2 separate regions of the Mus musculus genome follow, and region 1 is linked to region 2. Evidence: chromatin loops called from intact Hi-C (ENCODE). Cell type or tissue: left cerebral cortex. All regions are shown on one strand.

What was found. A loop is a pair of places that touch in the nucleus more often than their neighbours do. Peaks named below come from ENCODE experiments on the same cell type or tissue, not always from the same donor. Only the 100,000 strongest peaks of a DNase experiment are listed, where the experiment ranks them.
Region 1: it touches region 2 in a loop (4-fold over the local background); 23 of 42 quality-filtered maps call a loop at or near these places.

What each region holds. Positions count from the first base shown.
Region 1 is chr7:27,127,756-27,135,755 of GRCm38, reverse strand. Cyp2f2 (cytochrome P450, family 2, subfamily f, polypeptide 2) reads right to left here. Exons shown (of 10, transcript NM_007817.2): 5 at 6,405-6,565; 6 at 5,863-6,039; 7 at 5,321-5,462; 8 at 4,399-4,586; 9 at 3,141-3,282; 10 at 2,096-2,540. The coding sequence ends at 2,359. Among named protein-coding and RNA genes, the nearest start is that of Cyp2f2, 12 kb to the right of the region's middle. In left cerebral cortex, CTCF peaks have their summits at 2,796, 3,007 (motif pointing left), 4,171 (motif pointing left) and 7,373; DNase peaks (open chromatin) are centred at 2,507, 3,002, 5,888, 7,380 and 1 more place.
Region 2 is chr7:26,775,480-26,783,479 of GRCm38, reverse strand. It overlaps Gm51442 (a long non-coding RNA gene), which reads left to right and starts at 1,841. Exons shown (of 2, transcript XR_003946615.1): 1 at 1,841-2,851. In left cerebral cortex, CTCF peaks have their summits at 4,795, 5,480 (motif pointing left) and 7,424 (motif pointing left); DNase peaks (open chromatin) are centred at 2,737, 3,273, 4,782 and 7,375.

The sequences.
Region 1 (8,000 bases), 350 kb before region 2:
CTCTACCCCTGAGTCATGTCCCCAACCCCCTATTGGTGGATTCTCAGCAAGCTCTGTACTGTTGAACAACACTTCAAGCCTCCCCTCTGACCCAAGCCTAGGGGTGGGGTCAGGATCTAATTATGTAGCCTTGGTTGGTTTGGAACTCACTATGTAGAGTATGCTGGTCTTCAACTCATCTGCCTGTGTCTGCCTCGCAAACTCTGGGATTAAAAATATGTGGGCCACCACACGGAGCTTCCAAGCCCTTTTCCTTTTTGGGACACTAAGCTGTCCAGGATGGCTTTTGAACTCACTCTGTGGCAGAGCAGCTTTTGAATTAGTGATCCTTCTGCCCCAGTCTCTGGGATAACTGAGCTTGCAGACCTGGCTTTCTTGGTGAAGGGTCTTCAACAGGACCAAGTGTGGCAAACACAGCTCTGGTAGGCCTTGCTTGCCTTTCTCCTCCATTCCCTCCGCCTTGCTAAAAACCATTAGATTACATTCCTAAAGCTGCTCACCGAGACCTATTTCCTTATTTCTCCACTTTTTTCTCCTGGGGCTGACCACCAAGGTCCAGCTATCAAAGTATTAGTCCAGCAAGCAAAAGTTCCCGTTGAATGTCCTAATTAACCTGCCCAAGCAAAATTAACATCTCATCCTAACACAGGGTTTCCCCCTTTACCTTTATAAACCACCATTTTTTCTATGTGCCACATCTGTCTTCTGTCTATCCAGAGGCAAGTCCCTTGTGCTTGAGGAGGGATACCCCTTCTGCCTCTCCCTAATTCCCTTCCCCATCTCCCTCATCCTTTATCTCCTGTCTTTGCATCTTACTCCCCATCCTTGTCTTTCTGGGGCAAATAAATCTTCTTTGTGCTGAGAACTTGGCCTTGGATGGGTGTCCTGAGCCAATACTGCTCTTTTTTATCAGGCCTAGTTTTCTTTTTCTTTGCTTGTGTCTCCTTTCCACACCCCCTCCCCCTTTGGTGTTCTCTCTCTCTCTCTCTCTCTCATATTTCTCTTTCTTGTCTTATCTGCATTCATGTCTGTGTGGCACATGTATTGCTAGTGCCTGTGGTGGCCAGAAGAGGTGTCAGATCCCCTGGGACTAGAGTGAATCATTGTGAGCTATCATATGGGGGACTTGAACCAGGGTCCTTTGGAATAGCAGGAAGTGCTCTTAACTGCTGAGCCGGCTCCCCGACTTTTTTTTTTTCTCTTTATCTCTACTCTCCTCTGTCTCTGACAATGTTTTCTTTTGTCCCTTTGCAGCCTCTGGTTTATTGAAGGGTAGTGGTTAGAGCTTCAGTGTCTGTGGTGAGTGCTCCAGTGTGATCTTGGGCAAACCACTGCATCTTTCTTAGTCTCAGTTTGGTCTGTAACATGGGGTAGCAATCCTTCTTTGTTCTATAGGGAGAATTAGGGGTGTCATCGAGAGCTCTTTTCTTGGGAAGCATAGTTTAGTCTTTTGTAATCGTCTCTCTCAGGCTCTCTAGCTTCCATCCCACGGGCCCCGTAGTTGATATCTCCCCTGGTGACCTTTCCCTCCTCGGTCTTGGTTTCTCTGCCTCTCTGTCTTTAGGCCCCCACATTCTTTTCTTTCCAGCTGGTTTCCAGAAAACGTTAACTCCCTTCCCCCTTGGTTTGCAGTACTGGAGACCAGACCACGGGAGCCATACATGTTTGCAAGAACTCTATTAGCGAACTATATCTTCAGTACTTTCAAAAATTAACTTTGAGACAATTAAGTTGACTTTGAGCTCATTCAGTAGCCTAGACAAGTCTCTGACTTTGCATCTGGTAACTATAGGAGAGCCTTGGGATGGGCGTGTCTTCATTCCCTCTGCACCAGACCTTCTACTTCCTCACCATAAAACAGTGGTTCTCAATCTTCCTAATGCTGTGGCCCCCAATAATTCCTCAAGTTGGGGTGATCCTACACATAAAATTATGTTTGTTGCTACTTTATACCTGTAATTTTGCTGTTGTGAATCATAATGTAAATATCTGATCCCAGATGAGTCTTGTGGAAAGGGGATTCGACCCACCGCTCTTCGACTGCTGCCATCACGGGTTGATCTCTTCCAACTAATTCAGCCAAGTCAGATATACATCAGTTATTAAGATATTTACTAGGAAATGATACAAACAGACAGGAAAAGGGTGCATCATAGAATAGGTTCTGTGCGTATAAGACGGGTATTTCACCTTTGTCACGTCATTCTTTCCATGAAGATGGGCTTAAGATAGGCGGGGTAAAGTACTGATACGTGGCAGGCCCAGGGTTAAGGGAAGATCATGTGAGAGAGATATCAATGGAGGCCTATGACAGTGAACCCCAACTGGAAGAAGGACAGGGGTCCCTGGGCGCAGTACTCAGCGAATGTGCATACACAGCTGGAAAGGCCTTGGCAAATTGCCCAGCCCTGAGCTGAGCGGGGTCAGGTCGATGTCCTCAGGATCCACCAGCGGCTGCAATGTGAAGTTCTGCAGAATGGAGGTGAAGTATATGAAGAGCTCCATGCGCGCCAGTGGCTCTCCCAGACACAGTCGACGTCCTGTGTGGGCAAGAGGGCCGAGAGCAGAGGTTAGGTAAGAGAGCATGGGCTGCATCCCATATTCTTAGAGGAAAATGTGTGGGTTTGAAGATCATGATCGGGGATATCGCTGACACAGGAGGGAATGAAGCCGAGGAAGCTGCCGATATGAATGCAACTGTCTGGGTTCAAATCTTGTATCAGAATGTTACCACAGATGGGACAGAACTGGGGTGCAATCCACTGTGATCTGGCTACGGAGCCCAACTCATTTGGCCCCTTCTCAGAGACAGCATCAGGCACACAAAAGGCAATTTATCTGACATTAGTCCTCATTTCCTCCTTCTTGTACGGAGTAATTAGAATTCCCGCCTCCTTCGTTTCCCAGTCCCCTTCCCCCAGCTCCACACCTACCCCCCACCCCCGCCCCCGCTGCAAGGTAGAGTTAAGAAAAACCAGGGCCAGCAGCGCCACCTAGTGGGAGTTTAATAATCATTCTTAAGCGGCTTTCACCTTGGTGTTAAAGGAACCAAATTGGAAAAGGGAAATTTCTGTATGCTAAGCCAAGGATGGGATGGTTTGAAGAGTAGGGTTAGAGTTACAGTTCACTCCATCTCTTACCAGCCGAAAATGGCATGAAGGCGGGGCTCTTTTTGAAAGAATGATTGTCGTCCAGAAAATGTTCAGGATTGAACTCCTGAGGCGTCTTGAACTGGTCCGAGTCGTAGTGCACAGTGTTAAGGAGTGTGATGACATCTGTGCCCTGTGTGGGCGAAGAGACAGTCAGTGAATGTACTCTCACTGAGGATTAACAAAACTTTATTTTATGTCTAAGTGTTTGCCTGTGTGCAATATGGGTGTAAAGTTTCCTGGAAATGGTGGTTGTGAATTGCTATGTGGATGCTAGGAATCCAACCTGGGTCCTTTGGACGTGCTCTTAACTGCTGAGACATCTTTCCATTCTGAAAATGGGTTTATTATTAATTTTTTCCCCCAAGCTCGAGTTTCTGTGCTGCAAAGATGGAGCACTAGGGATTTGAAAAGGTGGGACTCTACCTAGGTCCCCTAGAGATAGGTGCTAGATGCTGTTGTTGAGGTCTGAGAAATGGATGTGGGCCACCCTTGGTCCTGAGCTTTGTAGAAGCAGACGCGGGATTTCTGAGTGGGGGTGTGCTGGGGTGCAAAGTGGGGTGGGGTGGGAGTTGGGGTGGAGTGTTTGGAGAGGGTGTCCTCCAAGAATGGTATTTTGGCCTCAGGAGATGTTTAGATAAAATTCCAGAGCCCAGTAGTTCTGGAAAGGGGTCTGAGGAAGGGGCTTGAGATAGGAAGGTGTATGGAGTTCCGATCTCTTCTGATATGAAGGAACTCTGTTTTAAAGCATCTAAAATGGCTAAGCCAGGGGTGGTAGAATTCCAATACACTGGAGGAGGAGGCAGGAGCTTCGGGAGTTCAAGTCCAACCTCAGTCACGTAGGGAGTTCAAGGTCAACCTGGGCTATAAGGGAACCCCCCCCCCAAAAAAAAAAAGACTGGGGAGATGGTATTAAGGGCACTGGCTACTCTTGCAGAGAACCTGTGTTCAATTCCCAGCACCCTCTTGATGCCTCCCAACCATCTGTATATTCAGTTCCAGAGGCCACAGCGCCCTCTTTTGGCCTCCTTGGGCACTGCATGCATGTGGTACACAGCCATTTAGGGGAAACACCATACATGTAAAAAACAAAATTAAATATTGGAAAAAAATATTGGCAACTTCCCACCTCTGCTGATTGGTACCCTGGGAGCTGATTGCTAGGGTCTAGGGTACCTCTTAGCCAATTACAAAAGCTTGAGGTACCCTTCCTAGGTTACCCCTATGTCATTTTAGGAGCCCAGCACACCTTGGGTATCAGGAAGCCCCGGAAAGGTGTGTCCCGAGTGACACGGTGAGGCAGGTTCATGGGGATGACGTCAGCAAAGCGTTGCACTTCGTGGATCACTGCATCTGTGTAAGGCATGGATGTACGGTCTTCCAGCGTCGGCATCCGCGAGCGCCCCACCACACGGTCAATCTCTTCCTGCACGCGGGCTGGAGGTAGAAGGAGAAGGTAGTGAATGATGGTCTCTGAGGAACCGCTGGGACTGGGGCAGGTTTGTGGGAGTTCATGGGACAGGATCAAGTCAGAGCTTTTCTAGTTGTAGGCAGTGGCCTGTCATCATTGCACGCAGGAAGCTGAGGCAGGAAGATAGCTGTGAGTTCTGGTTAGTCTGGGTTTCAAAGCATTTGTTTTCAAGAGGGAAAAATGTTGATTGTTGCATGGGTTTCTGGGTGTGAGTTTGTGTAGGTGGGCTTTAGGGCTGTTTGGATCCTAGGATCCTCATTTGATTTCTGGAAGGGCTTTGAGGCTCATGGACCTAGTGTGTGGGCAGTGCAGCTATCTCCCGCAAAGCCAGGAAGACACCCAGGAGGCGGAGCCTGGGGAAGGGGAGGCTTATGTGCTGGAGGGAGTCATGTTATTCAGAAGAGTTCAAGGTTCTTAGCAGACCTTGTGACTGGGTCTCAGGGGCGGGGTTTTGAGATGACAGAGGAAGAAGGATTCAGAGGCCAGACAGACAGTCGCATGTGTTGTGGGCAGGGCCAATAGTACTCAGGTATGGTCGGGAATGGCACTGTGTGGACCCTGAGGGCCTCTTAGTTGGTTTGGCTTGTATGAGAGGGTTGTTAATGGAGGGCTCTACTAGACCCTCTGGACGGGGTAGGGTGGGGGTGGAGGGTAGGAGAAGGGAGGAGGTAATGTAGAGGGGACATTGCTGCCCGTGTACCTTGCACTTTGGGGTATTTCATAAGAATAAGGAAGGCGTGACGCAGTGTGGTGCCCACGGTTTCTGTGCCACCGAAGAGCAGGTTGTGTGTGGTCATCAGCAGGGTATCCATATTGAAGTGGCTCAGTGGGTCTTGCTTCTCCTGTGGTTGAAGGATGGTACTATGAGTCAGGGACTGGGAGAAGCTTATACTTCGGAGCCTCTGTGATCCACTCAACTGCTACCGTCACTAGTCGCTGGCTCTGTCCCTCTCTTGAGCTAACTTTTTTTTTTTTTTTTTTTTTTTTTTTTGGTGGGAGCCGGGTAGTGTGAAGGGAGAGAGAAAAAGTGACAAGGCCCAAGGTGAACAATTTGGCCAACCACAACGGCTTAATAATTTGTTAATTGGTAGTCGCTTTGGGCAGCTGTCCAGCAGGGCCAGGTGCCACAGCTTCAGGACTCTACCCAAACTGAGATCTGTGCACGTTTGAGGCGGGGAGCGGGAGGGGGCAGCAGGAGGGCTTCACACCAGCCTAGAGGGAGAATCTTCATCCTACAGCTACCTGTGCCATCTTTGTGAGGAAGCAGTCGATGAAGTCCCGGGGAGAGTTGGGGTCCAGGGAATCCTGGTGTTCGCGGACGCTGCGGGCAATGAGATCTTTCATGCCTCCAAAGTTCCGGAACAAGCGTTTGTGTGGCCCAGGTATCCAATCAAGGACACTTGGGAAGATGTTGTACATCTGGGGACCAGAGTTGGAGAGGCTTCGTGAAGCAAGCTTGGGGGTTGATGGATAGGCTAAGCAAAGCAAACTTAAATCAACTCTGACCTGGTCTTGTCATGGGCAGCCAAGTTCTGCAAGGGTGGAACGAGAGTGGGAGGGAGGGGGGCAGGACAGAGGAGGATGGGTGGACCGTGTAACTGGGGGTGGGGTTTTAAGGAGGAGTTCTTTCTATTTTGTCTAGCTTGGTCAGGAACTTGTGGCAATCCTCTCCCCTCGGCCTCCTTAGTATGGGGTTTATAGGCATGTATCTCATCACTGGCCCCTGGTACATTTTTGGACCCTGTGGACCCATGATCCCATCTGGTTGACCTCCGAGTGCTTACCTCGCCCCAAGGGCTGCTCATAATCTTGAAGTTGTCATTGATAAAGTGGATGATGGTGAGCAGACGCTCATCGTCATAGTCGAAGCGACTTCCGAAGACGACAGAGCAGATAATGTTGGACACAGAGCGGCTCAGGATAAACACGGGGTCAAAGGGCTTGCCTGAGGTGGAGAGATGAAGTAGGTCAGTGTGAAGCTCTGCCAATACAACATGTGCCAGATGGAGTGCTCCCACGATTCCTGCTTGCTCAGAATTCACCCACCGTGAGACAGCACCTCACAGTCCAGAATGCTCTCACGAGGCCACGCAATGTGCAATATGACAGGCCACGCAATGTGTGATATGACAATACTCCTAAATAATTTGGCAATGTCATGTACAACAAAACTCTTGCAGAACAAGAATACATTACACTGCCCACAGCACGGCACACAGGTATCATAGCCAACAGCTGCCCACAAAATCACCAGTGAGTACAGCCAAAGAGTCCTAAGGGTGGTTAGCACCTGTAACCCCTGCTGAGGCAGGATGGTTGCCTCAAGTTTGAGGTCAGCCTGGGTTATAAGGCTCAAAACTGTCTCAAAATCAGACAGCTAGGGACCAGAGGGCTTCCTCAGGCTATTAATGATTGCCTATAACTCCAGGAGATCTGACCTTCCTTATGACCTTGGCAGGCACCCCTGAACACTCTGCATGCCACAAACACATATGCATACAAGTAAACCCTAAATTAATAAAAAAAATAGACATTTGTTTATAGTGGTTGACCTCTGCAATCTCAGCACTTGGGAGGCAGAGGGTAGGGATCAGGAGTTCCAGGTTATTCTTGGTTGCATAGAGAGTTTGAGACCACCCAGGGCTATGAGAGACTTTGTCTCAATGAAAGAAACCAAACCAAACCTCATAAACCAACCAAGCACAAAATATGCCAGTACAGACAGCCCAGGGACATCCCAAGGCGCAGTCGCAATGTACCACCTCATGGTGTCAGTATACTCCAACATCCGGCTGCCAACATACAGCAGTAACTCACAGCAACTCATAGGATAGTGCAGAACACACTGTAGTATCCTGGCAGCAGAAGAGGTGATGCATAGTAAGTTAACATTGGGGTGCAGCAGACTCACAGTGAAGTGTCATACACAATGCCAGAGGACAACTTTACCTCAGGATAGACCACAAACATATTGTCTAACCTCTTATCATTCAACAGCCAAACACACTATAGGATACAATAAAAGCAACAAATGCTAGGTCAGGTGGTGCAGGAGGCCTGTAATCCCAGCACTTGGGAGACTGAGGCAGGAGGCTCATTGTGAGTTCCAGGCCAGCCTGGGCTACAGAGTTTCTGTTATGAAAACAAACAAACAAAACTCACATTTCAACACAACATTTAAGGTGTAAGAGCAGAAAGTCCAGAAAACAGTTTCTGGAGGTAGGACTTTGCTTTGATTCTAGTGTGGGCTCTTAGTCTCCATGTTTTTTTTTTTTTTTTTTTTTTTTTTAAATCTGAACCTCAGTTCCCATCCATAAAATGGGCGTGGTGATAGACTCCTCCTCATGGAGCTCTTAGAAAGAGTCAGGGAAATTTATAAC
Region 2 (8,000 bases):
GCTCCATGCCAGCTTGGCTTCAGAAGCCTTGGGAGCCGCCAGCACAGTCATTTCTCTGACTCTTATTTAGTGCCAGGCCATGCAAATCAAAGCTCATTTAACCTCAACAACAGGCTTCAACACTGATGAGTACAGCCAGTTCTTCAGCGTGCTGGCTGGATCCCAGACACGTGCGAGTATTTATTTGTACATACTGCAGCCAATCCCACCAGCAGCTCTTCCATATAGTAAATCCTGTTATCTTCATGGCCTTACAACTGCACAGATAAGGCAGAGGCAGGGATAAGCCACGTCTCAAAGTCACCTAGTAGCTCAGATTCAACACTGAGATGTAAATAGAACCTGCCAACTCCATCCCTGCGCTGAGGGAAAGCTGAGAAGGTTAGAGATGCGGTTCTGATTCTGTAGACATGGGACATAGCCTGGGACCTAAAGATCTCCCAGGGAGATCTATGAGCTCTAGAGACCATTGTGTCCACCCGGAAACATTATGTCCAAGTATATTCACATCCCTTGAGCACCTGCCTATTATTTACTTCAAGAATATCTATTGTGAGCCCCACAACGTGCTGGCTACATACGAGGGGTCTATATAAGTAAAAGAGAAGACACGAGTAACAAAAAAAAAAAAAAAATCAGTGAGCTGAACCAGGCACACTCCTTAACAGCAGCATTCAGGCCACAGTTTCAAGATCAACCTGGACTTCCCTATAGGGAACACACACATTCCTGTCTTGGGCTGAAGAGATAGTTCAGGCTGTAAAATATGTGGCAAAAATATAAGGATCTGAATTCAATCCCTGGGCCCACATTAAAGAGGAGGAGGAGGAGGAGGAGGAGGAGGAGGAGGAGGAGGAGGAGGAGGAGGAGGAGGAGGAGGAGGAGGAGATAATCAAGGAACATTGGCACATCCTTTAATCCCAGAGCTGGGGAAGCAGAGGCAGGTGGATTCCTGTGGTTTCCTGGCGATTAGCCCAGCCTAGTCAGCAGCTCCCCCAGAGCTAAGTGAGCTATCCTATCTCAAAAGATAAAGTATGAAGCTTGGGATATTCTCTGTGGGCAAGAGTGTTTGCTGGATAAGTATAAGGACCTCGGTTCGGTTCAAGTCCCCAGAGCCCACATAAAACAAGCTGAGCATGCCTCTGTGTTTCCTGCAATCTCTGCATTGGGCAACGAAGACAAAAGGACCCCAGGAGCAGCTCACAGGCCAGATGGCCTAGACAGAAAAAGTGAGAGACCGTCTCAAGGCAAAGAGCAGTAGAGAAAGACATTGTGTCCTGCACTGCCTCTGCGTGCTTACACAGAATATGTGCGCTCATGCTTCACAGACATGCACTATGAACACACACGCACACACACACACACACACACGCACACACACGCACACGCACACGCGCACACACACACACACACACACACACACACACAGAGGCGGGGAGAGGGAACTCTGACCTTGTGAAACCTTTTTTTTTTTCCTTCAGCAGACCCTGTCAGATACTATGTTTGATTGATCCTGGAAGTTGCCAAACCTGATCTCACCTCAAGGCCTTTGCCCTTGTGGCTCCCTATACAAAAGGAAAGTCACGCCCTCCCCCCCCCCCCCCCTTCAGAGCTCACATTTCCTAAAGCCCTCCCACTATTCAGTCTAAAAAGACCATGACCTGACAGTTTCCTAACTAACTGAGCTCACCTTATTTCATCTTATGACCTGCTTGTGTTGGGTTTTATCTGCTGATATTTACATACCGAATTGGCCGGGGGGGGGGGGCATGATTTTCTTAGTACCAGGATAGTATGTAGTATGGGCTTACTCAACGTTGGCTGATAATAGTTAACACCTTTAATATTCCTTACAAAGGATCAAGCATCCCACACTCCTTGCAGGACTCTAGCCAGCCTGAGCATGGTACACATGGCTCTGGCAGGCTTTGTCTTTCTTCACCTGTTCTCTCTGCCTTGCTAAAAAACCATTCGATTATATTCCTGTAGCTAGCCTCCAAGTCTATTTCTTTATTTGGTCACTTCCTCCTCTTGAGACTGACTATAAAGGTCCAGCTATCAAACTATTGAAGTTCAGCAATCAAAAGTCCCCTTTGGCTGTTTTAATTTACATGCCTAATTAGAACTAAACACCTCATCCTTACAGGGGGTTCCCCTTCTACCCTTTCTTTCTAAATCACCATTTTCCTAAGGGCCGTGTCTGTCTCCTCTCTACCCACGGGCAGTCCTTTGTTCCTCTGGGATAAATACCCCTCTTCCTCATTCCCTTTCCCTTCTCTCTCATCCTCTAACTCCTGTCTTTGTCTCCTTATCCCTCCTCTGCACCCCGCTACCCCACCAGGGGGCAAGCAAATCTCCTTTGTGCTGAGAACTTGGTCTTGCAGCTACCTACCTTTTCATACTTCCCACGTGTAACATCAAATAACCTCTTGTTAAAGAAAAATCTACAGTGAGTTAAGTTTAACAAAATGTTTTCATATGGAAGTTTAAGGTTTTGTTTTTCAATTTCATGAATAATTTTATTGAAATTTTGACAGCAATTGTATTAAATCTGTAAATTGCTTTTGGTACGATGGCTATTTTCACACTATTAATCCTGAGACTGTGAGAACCAGAGGCGGTAGATGACGAAAAGGAGACAAAAATTTCCAGACACAAAGCAGGTGCACACATGAACTCAAAGAGACCGTGACGGCACGCAGCGACCCTCACAGGATGCGCATGCCTCCACAGGCTGCACATGCGCAGGACCGGCACAACTCAGACACAACCCCAGCAGGTGGGGTGGGAGAGCGCACAAAGTCCCACCCAATCCAAGAAGCTCTTCACAAGTGACAGCTGATGGCAGAGGGTAAGAAAAGAATTTTTTTTTTTTTTAAAAGGGAGTGACACTGGGTTTGTCAACCACACTCTAGGTCAGTTCCCAGGCTCAGGAGGAGTTAGCCAACTCAAATAGGACTCCATGGTGTTTTAGTGGCTTTTCTCTTTTTAAGGAGAGAGAGAGAGAGGGAGAGGGAGAGGGAGAGGGAGAGGGAGAGGGAGAGGGAGAGGGAGAGGGAGAGGGAGAGGGAGGAAGAGGAGGAGGAGGAGGAGGAAGAGGAAGAGAGAAAGTTGGCTAGGTAAGGAAGGGAAGGGAAAATTACTTTATGAAATAGATAGATAGATTGGCTATAGTTTGCTTCCTGTGGAAATGGTCTAGTCAGTTGGGAGCCTGTGATTGGCTGAAGCTCAAATGCTGTGATTGGCTGAGATTCAGTTGCTTGGTTAGCACAGAGCATATTCTTAGGCTGCTGTTTGCCCACAAAACAGGGTAAGGCTCACTGTATACAGAGACCATTTTCAATCAGTCTTTATCACCTTGGTAACATGGACATAGGCCAAATTTATCTATTTAGCCCTCTCACCCTCTCACCTCATTGTAACTCCTTTATATACGATGTTCTACAATGTGCGTTTCTCACGTATGTGTTTTTCAGTGTAACTCACTCATCCACAATGTTCTACAGTGTGGTTTTTCTCATTTTCCATGTTTCTCATTGTAACTCCTTTATATACGATGTTCTACAATGTGCGGAGGGTACCAACTATTGGTAGTAGAGATTAATTATAGGTTTGGAAGGTAGAGGTACAGGTTTTTTTTTTTTTAATTTATTTATTTTATTTGTATTAGTATACTGTAGCTGTCTTCAGAAACACCAGATCCCTTTACAGATGGTTATGAGCCACCATGTGGTTGCTGGGATTTGAACTCAGGACCTCTGGAAGAGCAGTCAGTGCTCTTAACCGCTGAGCCATCTCTCCAGCACCGAGGTACAGGTTTTTAAACTTGCTTAAACTGAACACAATAGAAAATGCCAAGTTCGGATTCTTGGCTTCTAAGTCCCCGTTCTTTGCTACTCTGCTGGATATGCAAAACTATGTTTCTGTCCTAGCTCTAGCTTGGCATGATGGGGCCACACAGTGATGGATTTTGAACAATCTCTCCCACTCTGTGTGTGTATGTGTGTGTGTGTGTGTGTCTGTGCCCCTGTGCAGGGGTTGTCACGCATTCTCCACCTTATTCACTTCAAACCTGTTCTCTCCTTGAGCCTGAAACTCATTACTTTGCTTGGCAGCCAAGAAGCCCAAGCAATGCCTCTGTTGTGGCTCCCCTTGCCAGTGTTATATGTATGCTCTACATGGCCATGCCCAGACTTTTACATGAATAATGGGGATTTGAACTTGGGTTCTCATGCTTGCACTCATAACCCAGAGAGATGCCTCTCCAGCCCAGTTTTGAGTTTTGTTAGTTTCCAATGCCTTCCCAAAGCTGACCGAGGGAAAGAGAAATAGGGTAGGTTTTGAAAAAGTGGGGCGAACTTGGACGTCCCCCATAGGTCTATATGGTAATTCAGTACTCAGGATGGCCCTATTTGGAGATGGTGAAACTTTTCGGAGGTGGGGACTTGTGACATGTTCTTAGTCCTGGAGGTATGGCTGAAGAGGCTTTGGGGGGACCCCCATCTCTTCCCCTCCCCTCCCCTTTCTTCTTCTTTTCCTTTTTTTTCTTTTTCTTTTTCTTTTTCTTTTCTGTTCATGAAGTAAGAATAACTTGTCGTACCAAACGTTCCCTGGCACTGCTATGCAACATGCCCACCAGATGGCCCATAGCAACGGGCCCTCCTGCTTACTGTGGGGCCTTCAAAACTTTGAGGCAAAACGAACCGTTTCTCTGTGTAAGTTAGCTTGTCAAGAGTAATGAAATAGAGGTCTGATCTCCTGGGACTGGTGCTCCCCCTGTAGGGCAAATACTGGAACTGCAAGAGTGACTTGGGAAAGGATTCTGGCTATCGAAACATAGGTACTTAGGCTGAGAGACTGTGGCCTGCAGTGCCACTGTCTCATCTATTCTGTAAAGTCCAAGATTACACCAAGTCCGGCTGGGTACCTCAGGACTATAATACTAGCACTCAGGAGGTTGACGAAATAGTGTCTGAGGACAGCAGCCTGGGTTACACAGCATGGCCCTGTCTCTAGATTTTCATACCAAAAATTTCAGGGATCCAGGGACGTGGTAGGTTTGTTTGTTTGTTTGTTTGTTTGTTTTGAGACAGGGTCTTACTAGGTAGAATCACCTGGGAAGAAAGTCTCAGTGAGGCATAGTCTACATTGGGTTGCTCTGTGGGGCTGTTTTTTGATTGTTAATTGATGTAGTAAGACCCAGCTCTCTGTGGTTGGTACCATTCCCTGGTTTTGGGGACCTGGACTATAGAATAGTATAGAAAGTTAGCTAAGCACAAGCAAGGGTGAGTTTGTTCTTTCTGCTAATGACTGCAGATGTGATGTGAACCTATTTGAAGTTCCTGCCTTGACTTCCCCTCCACTGATGGAATAGCATCTGGAATTATAAGCAGAATAAATCCTTCCTCCCCCATGCTGCTGATTGTCAGGGTATTTTATCGGGTCATCAGAAATGGTGTCTCCTTGGTTTAATTGCCAAATCCCACGCTTAGCATCTTGCCTGCCTCCTAGTGGACACCCAGGAAACACTAGTCATATCAATGTGGGAAGACTGAAAAAACAAAACAAAACAAAACAAAAGAAAACAAAACAGAACTTCCCTCCCTCCCTCCCTCCCTCCCTCCCTCCCTCCCTCCCTCCCTCCCTTCAAGGGCATTGAAAAAATTAAGCTATCATCAAGTGGTTTTCCACTTAATGAGCTTTGCAGGCAAAATAAAGACCTTTATTTGTGGAAGCCTCTTTGTGAACATTACACAGGAATTAACAAAATATTTATGTTGTGAAATGGAAAATCACTTTATAACAATGCATGCTGCCAAAGGAATTTTGCAAACAAAATATCTTTGTAGGTTGTAAGATACTTTATAAGCCACAAGGTATTTATAAGGGTTCAGTCCTGTGTACAGTTTACAATTGTACATTTTAAAGGGCTTTGTAAACTTCCAAGCTCTTTTGAAAAAACCCACAAAATATTCGACAAATGCCAGTTTTTTTTTTTTATACTATAGAGAGTGTTTTATAAACATCAAGGCAGGTGCAGAAAGACAACAGCTTTCTTTTCTTTTCTTTTCTTTTCTTTTCTTTTCTTTTCTTTTCTCTTCTTTTCTTTTTTTAGTTGTAATGAGATTCTCTACATTGAATTCCTTTTTAATTGTAAAGCACACTCTAAATCTTTTTAAATTTATGTTTGTGTGTATATGAGTGTGTGTGTATGTGTGTGCAATGTGCATATATGTGTGTATGGTGTGTACATAGGTGTATATAGTGATCCTGTTATGTGTGTGTATGTGTGTATATGTATGCATGTGTGTTGTGTGTGTGCATGTGTGTGCTGTGTGTTATGTGTGTATATGTGTGCAGTGTGTGTGATGTGTGTGGAGTTTGTATGCATGTCATGTGTAGTATGTGTGTGGTGTATGTGTATATGTGTTGTGTTCATGTTGTGAGTGTGATGTGTGTTGGATCTGTGTGTATGGTGTGTGTATGTGTGTGTTGTATGGTATGTGTGTACAGGATGTTTGGTATGTGGTGTGTGTGTGACGTGTGTTGGGTCTGTGTGTGTGGTGTGTGTATGTGTGTGATGTATGGTGCGTGTGTACAGGATGTGTGTGTGAGTGATGTGTGTGTGTGGTGTGTGTTGGGTCTGTGTATATGGTGTGTGTGTACAGGATGTGTGTGTGTGTTGGGTCTGTGTGTATGGTGTGTGTGTGTATGTGTGTGTGTGGTGTGTGCACAGGCACTGGTTGTTTTATGTGGTACTGGAGGTCCAAAGTCAGGTCCTCGTGTGTGCCCTGCCCTAGCACCACCATCACTCCAGCCTCCCCAACTCTCTTCCTTCCTTTCCTCTTTTTTTTTTTTCCTCTTTCTGTTTTACTTTGTTGAGGGCCCTGGATCCCCTCAGCTGTAGTTACTGGCAGTTGTGAGCCACCTTTCATGGGTCCAGGGAACTAAGTTCTGGTCCCCCACATGAGTAGCTTGTGCACTTATATGCTGAGCTGCCTATCTGGCCCCTGATTGCTAATGGTAGATTCCTCCTAGGTCAACCATAAAGTCTGCCCTGAGTATCTGGAGACTACTGTAGGTTGGATGGAAAGAGACTTTATGTAATCAAATGTATGAGTCAAAGAGCTTAGGAGGCCTCACAGTTCCCTTCCCCCCATTTCTTTAAAAATAAGTCTGTGGCTGAGCTCTAAACCCTCCCTTGTGTCTCTTCCCTGCTCATCTACAAACCCCATCACCTGTCTCCCGAGGGCCTCAAGGAGCAGCGCAACACACACACACACACACACACACACACACACACACACACACACACACACACACCCCACACACAACGTCTCTGCCCACCTGCTGGCCTTACTTCCTGACCAGGTGCCAATCAGTGCATCACATAATGTAGTACTGCCATCTACTGGTCAGAAACGACTACTTGAGGACTCCTGCAGGTAGCACAGCTTCTGGGCCTTGGGGGGATAGAATTCTGGCAGCAGAGGTGGGATGGGGAGTAATGGAGCAAGACGGATTAAGTGGTGTGAGGAATGTGAGGGCAGGGTAAGGGAGGGAGTACGAAGAGGGATGGTTAATCCTAAAACCTCTGAGAAAGCCAAGCTTGAACCAACCACTGTAAAAGCAGCTTACCAAAGTATATACACACTTTTGAAGCACTTGTATGGAGGCAATGATCCTACTAGATACCACAGGTCTTTTTGTCATATAAAAAGCCACATGTGGTGGCTAGAATAGGTATGGTCTCCGTAGGCTCACATACTTGGATGATTAGGGACTCACTCTTTGAAAGGCTTAGGAGGGGTGGCCTTGTTGGAGCAATTGTAACCTTGTTGGAAGAAGTGTGTCACTGGGGGTGAATTTTGAGGTTTCAATTGCTCATGCCAGGCCTAGGGTCTGTCTCTTGCTGCTGCCTGCATAGCCATAGCTGGATGTAGGACTCTCATCTACTATGTCTGCCCGTGTGCCACCATGCTCCCTGCCATGAGGATAAT